Regions from separate parts of the Homo sapiens genome. Here region 1 is linked to region 2. A link is an interaction called in ENCODE POLR2A ChIA-PET data of the cell type or tissue named here. Cell type or tissue: HCT116. All regions are shown on one strand.

Region 1 (4,000 bases), 1.8 Mb before region 2:
GTTGATTCCATTAACAGAGACAGTAAATATAGAAAGAAGAGGGAAAATGATGAGTGTTGATTTACACATGTTGAGACATACATGTCAGCAAGAGAAATCCAAATGATATACAATAGGAAACTACAAATTCAAAGCTAAAGTTAGAAATCCGACTCTTGGAAGATTTTAAGACACTAACTTTATGCTTTGCATATATCTCAATCCTCACAATCATTCTACAGGATTGGTTTTATTGTCTTATATTTATGGTAACGAAATTGAGATTCAGACATATTAACTTTACAAAGATCACTTAGCTATAAAGTAGCAGAGCTGGGATTCAAACGCATATTCTGTTTGATTCCAAAGTCCATTTTCTTTCAACTACAATTAATGAAGAATGATTAAAACCGCCACTTTTAGCCAATGTAGAAAACCAGCTAGAAAAATCCCTGAACCACCTAGCTGAAAACCCATACAAATTATTTTTCAGTAAGAGAATAGTGGTGAGTATCTTCCCAGAGTGGTGAATATCAGAGATAATCATTCCTGCTTTCAGGGAAACTTAAAAGTTATCCTGGGCTCACTTGGAATACCCTCCATTGTAGTAACTGGCTTTCATTGGCCTGCATTAAAGGTGTGGTATTGGGGCCAGCATGGTGGCTCACGCCTGTAATCCCAGCACTTTGGGAGGCTGAGGCAGGCGGATCACCTGAGGTCAGGAGTTCCGGACCCAGTCTGGCCAATGTAGCAAAATCCTGTCTTTACTAAACATACAAAAAATTAGCCAGGCATGGTGGCAGGCGCCTGTAATCCCAGCTACTTGGGAGGCTGAGGCAGGACAACTGCTTGAACCCGGGAAGCAGAGGTTGCAGTGAGTCGAGATCATGCCATTGCACTCCAGCCTGGGCGACAGAGCGAGACTCTGTCTCAAAAAAAAAAAAAAAAAAAAGAAAGGTATATTATCTCTCCCCACCCACACAGTCTCTCTCAGATATGAGTTCCATTTTCAGACTTTCAGACTCCAAAACCCATTCTCTTCAGTCATATGCATTCTACTACCACATGAACTGTGAAGGAAGAACTGCTGGATTGGAAGACAGTTGGCTGCAAGAGTTAAAGGAAACATATAACAAAAATAAACACAGATTTTTAGCTTCAGAGACTAGAAGGATCGTTGCATGACAAATAAATGGTATACATAGAAAGGGGAACAGTTTGCTGAGAAGGAAGATGCCTTCAGTTTCAGATACAAATGGCAGATTTTTTTCATTAAGAAAGTAGCTTGGAAATCAAGTAACCAAATCCCCTTTTTTACAGTGAGGAAACTGAGATGCATAAAGCTCCAATCATTTTCCAAAGTCACCAGCTGGTTAGTATTAGAGCTAGAGTTCTAACTCCCAGGATCAATGTTCTTTTATCAAACCAGGTAGCTTGAGATGGGCCACTAAATTGTCCTAGGGTAGGGTAAGCTGTAGCTTGGAGATAAAGATCTCTCGAACAAAGGTCCTTGAAAAGTTGAAGAGTGACTCACTGGGAAATCTGCCCCAGGTATCTGCTTCCTCAAGCTGTTGCTTACGGTGAGGCCGGTAACTGCTCCAAGAAACCTATTCTAATAAATTCATTTACAGACTCTCCTGACCAAGGAAACTGTCTCTCAGAAACCAGGCTTGGACAAAAACAGCCGGGCGCGGTGGCTTATGCCTGTAATCCCAGCACTCTGGGAGGCTTAGGTGAGTGGATCACTTAAGTTCAGGAGTTCGAGGCCAGCCTGGCCAACATGGTAAAACCCTGTCTCTACTAAAAATACAAAAATTAGCCAGGCGTGGTGGTGCATGCCTGTAATTCCAGCTACTCGGGAGGGTGAGGCAGAAGAAAAATTGTGTCACTGCACTCCAGCCTGGGCAACAGCACAAGACTCTGTCTCAAAACAAAACCAAAAAAAACAAAACAAAAAAAAACCACCAAACCAAACCAAAAAATAAATGAGCTGGCCCTGCAACCAGCCCTCCCCAAGCCACTAATAAAATCCTGTTCTTATATATCCGATCTCAGTGGCCTCCTCTCTTTTTTTTCTCCTGAGATGGTTACTTATTCAAGCTGTATGGCTTCCTGAACATAGCCTCAAAAAATTAGAACAAAGTAAAAACTACAAACTCACTTATGAAGAAAAAATGGGCCACATGTGGTGGCTCATGCCTGTAATCCCAGCACTTTGGGAGGCCGAGGCAGGCAGATCACATGAGCTCAGGAGTTTGAGACCAGCCTGGGCAACATGGTGAAACCCTGTCTCTACAAAGAAAAAATACAGAAAACTATCTGGCCATGGTGGTGTGTCTGTGGTCCCAGCTACTCAAGAGGCTGAGGTGGGTCACTTGAGCCTAGAGGTTAAGGTTGCAGTGAGCCGTGATCACACCACTGTACTCAACCTGGACTATAGAGCCAGACCCTGTCAAAAAAAAAAAAAGAAAAGAAAAGAAAAAAAAAAGTAAAGAAAAGAAAGAAAAGAAAGGAAAGAAAGAAAAGAAAAACATTATTTTTAAGAAATAGATTGTAGAGTTTTAGTTTTTCTACCAACCTCTCTTCCCAATTTGAATGTCATCAGGTAAAAGGGAGCAATTAAAAGAAAAAAAAAAACTAAAAAACTTCAAGTTGCAAAGGGAATTTTAAATAAAAGCAACATGAAATACATTGCTACATAATGTTTTTTCAGAAAATTACATTTCTAAATTTATATTTCTGTACAAAAATAGTGACTAAATTCACATTCTTGAACATTTTTTGGAAGTTAATAGTTATTTATTTTTTTTTTGAGATGGAGTCTCACTCTGTCGCCCAGGCTAGAGTGCAGTGGCGCAATCTCGGCTCACTGCAACCTCCGCCTCCCAGGTTCAAGCAATTGTCCTGCCTCAGCCTCCTGGGTAGCTGTGATTACAGGCATGTGCCACCACACTCGGCTAATTTTTTTTTTTGTATTTTTAGTAGAGATGGGGTTTCACCATGTTGGTCAGGCTGGTCTTGAACTCCTGACCTCATGATCCGCCCGCCTCGGCCTTCCAAAGTGCTGGGATTACAGGCGTGAGCCACCGTGCCTGGCTGGAAGTTAATAGTTCTTTAACCTTTTTTTTTTAAACTTTTTTTTTTAAACATGGACTGCTTCACAAATTTGTGTGTTAACTTCACACAGGGACCATGCTAATCTTCTCTGTATCATTTCAACTTTAGTATATGTATGACTGAAGTGAGCACTCACCTTTTATTCTGAAACAATTTCATACATAAGAGTTGCAAAAACAGTACAAGAGTTCCCATATACATTTCACCTAGCTTTATCTTATATTACCATAGTACAATTAGCAAAACTAAGAAATGAGCACTGGTACAATACTATTAACTATAGACTTTATTGAAATTCCACCAGTTTTTTAATTAACGTCTTATTTCTGTTTCAGGATCATACACTGCATTTAGTTGTCGTGTCTTCCTAAGTCTACCCCAATCTATGACAGTTACTCTGCTTTTCCTTGTCTTTCATGACCTCGATATTGTTGAAAGTATTGGTCAGATATTATGTAGAATGTTCCTCAATTTGGGTTTCTTGGTTTCTCCAATAAAATAGAATCAAGACTCCTTGGAGAAGCGGTTGATTCCAGAGCTGGGGAAGGGCAAATACAAGATCAGCCTGGAACATCTTGCAATACTCAAAAGACAAAACAAAAAAAAGTTTTTTTAAAAAACATGATATTTTCTCAGATTAGATTGAGATTATAAATGTTTGAAAGGAATAATCCAGAGTTGATGTTCCCTTCACAGTGCATCATATCAGAGGGTACGTGATGTTGATGTGATGTCTTATTACTCACGACATTAGCCTTGATCACATGGTTAATGTGGTATATCAGGTTTCTCCTCTGTAAAGTTATTATTTGTTTTCCCTTTGTAATTCATAAATATTATGAGGGAGAACTTTGACTCTGTTTCTCCTTAAACTTTTTCCCATTAATTTTAGCATTCATGGGTG
Region 2 (4,000 bases):
GACAACAAAACAAAACAAAAACGGGGAGAGGAAAGGACCCAAGAGATGTTCCAAAAAAGAATTTCAGGAAACAGTGAAAAGTTGCAAATGGGGCATCAGGAGCCAGGAGCAGAGATTAGGTGGCAGGCAGGGGGTGCAGAAATGACAAGTTCTGTCTGGAACAGATGAAATTTGAGGTGCTTGTGGGACCTTTGAGTGGGCAGAAGCGGGGGCTGGAGACAAGGGTGTGGGAAAACTGTGATGGGGGTTGAGGGTGGAAATCGGGCCGGCAGAGCCTCCGGGGCAGAGAAAGTCCTATGGGGTGACCAGATGAGTTGAGAACTGGGTGGGTGGGTGCAGGCTCAATGGAAGCAGAAACTCATGGATATTGACTTACATGGGAGAAGGGGAATGGATGGGGGTCGCAGTGGGGTGGCAGGGCTCTCTTTTCCTTGTTTTTGTTTTTTTGCCCTTCCCTCTTCTCTTACTTTTCCGTGAGGGCTCCCCAGGCTCAGGAGAGATCAGGGTGGAAGGGTGACGGCCAAACCAGGGAAGGCTCCAGGTGGCTGAAGCCTGGTCTGTGCCCAGCAGGGCCCTGGCGGGCTGTTCCTCACTCCACCGGGCAGGTGATAACTGGTCAGAGCTGCCTCCCCACAGGTGCTGGAGGTAGGCTGGGAGGGCCGGTGCTCCCTGATGTGGACAGGGGGAGGGGTATTGATAAGAGGCGTGGAGAGATCCCTAGAGATGCAGTCTGTGGCCCTGGGTTCCAACCCAGTGTGCCACCACCTGGCTGTGTGACCTTCAGCAAGTGCCATTATTTCTCTGAGCCTGTTTGTTTATAAAATGAGGAAGAGTTGGCACAAGTTTGAAAAGATTTCTCAGGCTCCACCCGGTTCTGAAATTCGGTAATTTCCCAACTAGGGTGCACTCCCCCTGTAAGGGGCTGGGGAGGGGACGGTGCGAAACCAAGTTCAGCTTGTGGAGCGGAGCCAGAGCTGTTGGCCGAGCTTGGGCCTGGCCAACGCCTGCCCTCGGGAAGGTCCTGTGTAGGGAGACTGCCTGGAGGGACTAAGCGAGGGCTCTAACTGACGTCTCAGGGGCAGCCTCTCAGCCTGAGACCCTGCTGGGGAAGCCGCGTCCTGTGCACTAGCTGCGCCTAGGGCTGAGGTGAGGGCGCAGGCTCCCCAGGGTGTGTCCGAATTGCCCGCCTCAGCCCGCGGCCTGTCCTGACCGCCCAGCAGCGGCAGCAGCGACACCCTAGGGCTCCAGGAAGGGCTTGGGAAGGTGTAAAGGCGGGGCTAGGCTCGGAGGGAGCCGGAGGGACCGGGCGCGGTTGGCTCCCGGGAGCAACTGGAGAGTGAGGAGATCCTCATCCGGGGAAGCCCCGCGGCCGCGTCTCTACAGCGCCCCTTCTCGGGCTCTGGCCCTCCCGCTGGTTATTCTGGACCTGGGGGCCCCCAGCTGGGACCCGAGTCCGGTGCGGGGAGCCTAGTGGGCCTGGGAGCTGCTATTTTTAGCGGGCGCGGCGGGCGCGAGGAGCCTATTTATAGATCAAACAATCCGCGCTCCCTGCGTCAATGGAACCCCGCGTGCGTCACGCGCGCAGACATTCCAGGCCCCCCCTCCTCGCCCCGCCCCCTCGGGCTCCCCGGGCCGCACCTCCCCCTGGCCGCCTCCCGCCGGAACCGCACCGCCCCCCGCGCCCTTGTATGGCCAAAGCTCGACGGGCGGCCTGCGTCAGTGGCGCCCCCGCCCCTCCCCGTGCGTCACGGAGCGCTTAAGAGGAGGGTCGGGCTCGGCCGGGGAGTCCCAGTGGCGGAGGCTACGAAACTTGGGGGAGTGCACAGAAGAACTTCGGGAGCGCACGCGGGACCAGGGACCAGGCTGAGACTCGGGGCGCCAGTCCGGGCAGGGGCAGCGGGAGCCGGCCGGGTAGGTTCCCTTCGGGGAACGTGCATCTGTTTTTAGGAGCGGTGCATGAAGGAGATGGGTGTACGCGCGGGCAGAGAGGATGTTGTAGGGCCGGCATGCAAGAGGGTAGGTGTAGTGTGCAGCTGTAGCACAACGGGATGAGAACCCAGGTCAGACTGGAAACTACTGGGTGCGGGGTAGGAGGTAGGGGAGGTTGACTACCTGCAAAGTGGAAGCTGTAGGGGGTTGGGGTTGGCGCCGGGAGTAGGGACTTGTCCAGCAGGCGGCTGGCCTTAGTTCAGTCTCCTAGGGTGCCCAACTGGGCGCACGGTGCTCTGAACTTGGGTGGGTGTGGATGGGGGTCACAGCACCGTGGGGGAACAGGTACACAGAGCTTTGGCGCTGCTGGGATCCGTACGATTCTAACTGGGATTGGATTTCCAAAAGGCCCTCCTTCCTCCCAGCCTGTCAGCTCCCTCCCAGTGTCCCGGTTGTTTTCTTAACACTTTAGAGGCTGTGGCTGAGTTGGCAGGGGTTCCCCACCCTGAACTTTCTGTCTGAGGTGCGTTAGGAAGCCTCCGGATCATTGAAGGAAGTGACTGGCTTGGTGGCTGACCTGTGGAGGGCTGCTTGCTGTGTATTGAATAAAGGAGGCTTCTTGGGGTCGGGGCAGGGTCTCTGTAAGCACAGGGAGAATTGATTTCGCTGGGGCTTGGATCACGTGTGTGTGTGTGTGTGTGTGTGTGTGTGTGTGTGTGAGAGAGAGAGAGAGAGAGAGAGAAAGAGAGACAGAGGTGGAAACCCTTGTCCTTGGGGATCCTGGATAGAAGTTGCCAGTGTTGGAGTCTTGGGGCGGTGCTGCCTAGAGGATACCTCCCAACCATTCCAGCTCCAGATGCTGATCATCCCTATGCCCCCTCCCCCAGTAGTCTCTGTTGGATCTTACAGGTAGGGTGCAGCCTGAGGCTTGTTCAGCAGAACAGGTGCAAGCCACATTGTTGCCAAGACCTGCCTGAAGCCGGATTCTCCCCACTGCCTCCTTCAACCCCGCCTCTTCCTCCTCCTGTGGGACTGCTCCCCCCTCCTGTGAGGCTAGATGTAGGTCCATATCTTGTGTTGTTAAGAACCTGCATGAAGGGGGAGGGACTGATGGGGGTTGATCCGGATGTGGGACGTCCAGGTGGAGAAACAGGATTTGAATAAGGCAGGAACAAGCGCCCAGTTCTGCCCAACTGCTGTCTTTCCTCCTTCACCCCCAGCCCATCCCTGGCCAGGCTGTCCTAGTGCAGGCAGATGTGGCCACCCTCACCTCTCGCAGGGTGCTGCATGCCTGTGGACTGGTGCCACTGGGTGTGTGGGGCCTGAGCTACAAGGGTCTCTGTTGTCTTGGTTGTCAGGCTAGGGGTGGAGGTGCCCTGTTCAGGGCCTGTGGAGTTAGAAGGAAGGCTAGGACCAGAGAGGACTTCCTGGGCTCTTGGCCAGGAGGTGGTGACAGCCTTTGCCCCCATCACTGCACCCCTTGATTATGGTACTCTGTTCCTGCTTGATTTCTTCTCCAGCTTCCCTCATTGACTGGTGAGGCCAGAGTTACGCAGACCCCAGGTGTGTAGGTTGGGAGGGAGACTGTCCTGGAGCCTCCTCTGCATTATTTTTTGACCATTCTGTGAATGTAAGGATCTGCCTGAATGATGCTATCTCTGTTCAGGCTCTCTTCAGGCTCCTCGGGACTGGGGCTGTGTAACCCCCTTTGCCTGAGCCTCTGGATTCTTCAGGGCACAGACCCTGCTTTAGTGGAGGGACCCAGGCAGGGGCAGAATGTCTTCCACCCACCCACCAGCAGGCTTCTCCTTAAGTCTTCTGCTGGACTCTCAGAGTTCTCTTATTAAGATAACTGGGGGCAGCAGAACATTCTTTTTAGGTACTGTTGTCCATTCTCCTGAGAGTCCAGGGGGCTGTGGTCTCCTTCCTCCCCCCTTGCCCTGTCCCCAGCAAATGGCCTTTAAAGGTCTGGAGCCAGGTTACCGATGAGGAGGCCTAGGTTCCCTTCCTCTTTGCTTCTGGGAGCATCTCGAGCAGTGCAGAGTGGCTTCCCAGCCCCAGATGGCAGGAT

The links. ChIA-PET counts read pairs that join two places held together with the same protein. Peaks named below come from ENCODE experiments on the same cell type or tissue, not always from the same donor. Only the 100,000 strongest peaks of a DNase experiment are listed, where the experiment ranks them.
Region 1: POLR2A ChIA-PET joins it to region 2 with 6 read pairs; 1 of 35 experiments calls an interaction of 5 or more read pairs at or near these places.

What each region holds. Positions count from the first base shown.
Region 1 is chr12:50,253,117-50,257,116 of GRCh38, forward strand. All of the region lies in intron 1 of LIMA1 (LIM domain and actin binding 1), which reads right to left. It also overlaps the pseudogene RNU6-1093P. Among named protein-coding and RNA genes, the nearest start is that of MIR1293, 21 kb to the left of the region's middle. In HCT116, no CTCF peak of the experiment used is centred here; a DNase peak (open chromatin) is centred at 1,525; H3K4me3 peaks cover 1,908 bases; H3K27ac peaks cover 2,349 bases.
Region 2 is chr12:52,049,658-52,053,657 of GRCh38, forward strand. NR4A1 (nuclear receptor subfamily 4 group A member 1) reads left to right here and starts at 1,785. Exons shown (of 7, transcript NM_173157.3): 1 at 1,785-1,911. LOC107984510 (a long non-coding RNA gene) reads right to left here and starts at 1,497. Exons shown (of 2, transcript XR_001749148.3): 1 at 377-1,497. RefSeq lists a silencer at 1,420-1,829 and enhancers at 1,921-2,478, 3,330-3,449. In HCT116, no CTCF peak of the experiment used is centred here; DNase peaks (open chromatin) are centred at 1,273 and 1,584; H3K4me3 peaks cover 2,920 bases; H3K27ac peaks cover 2,641 bases.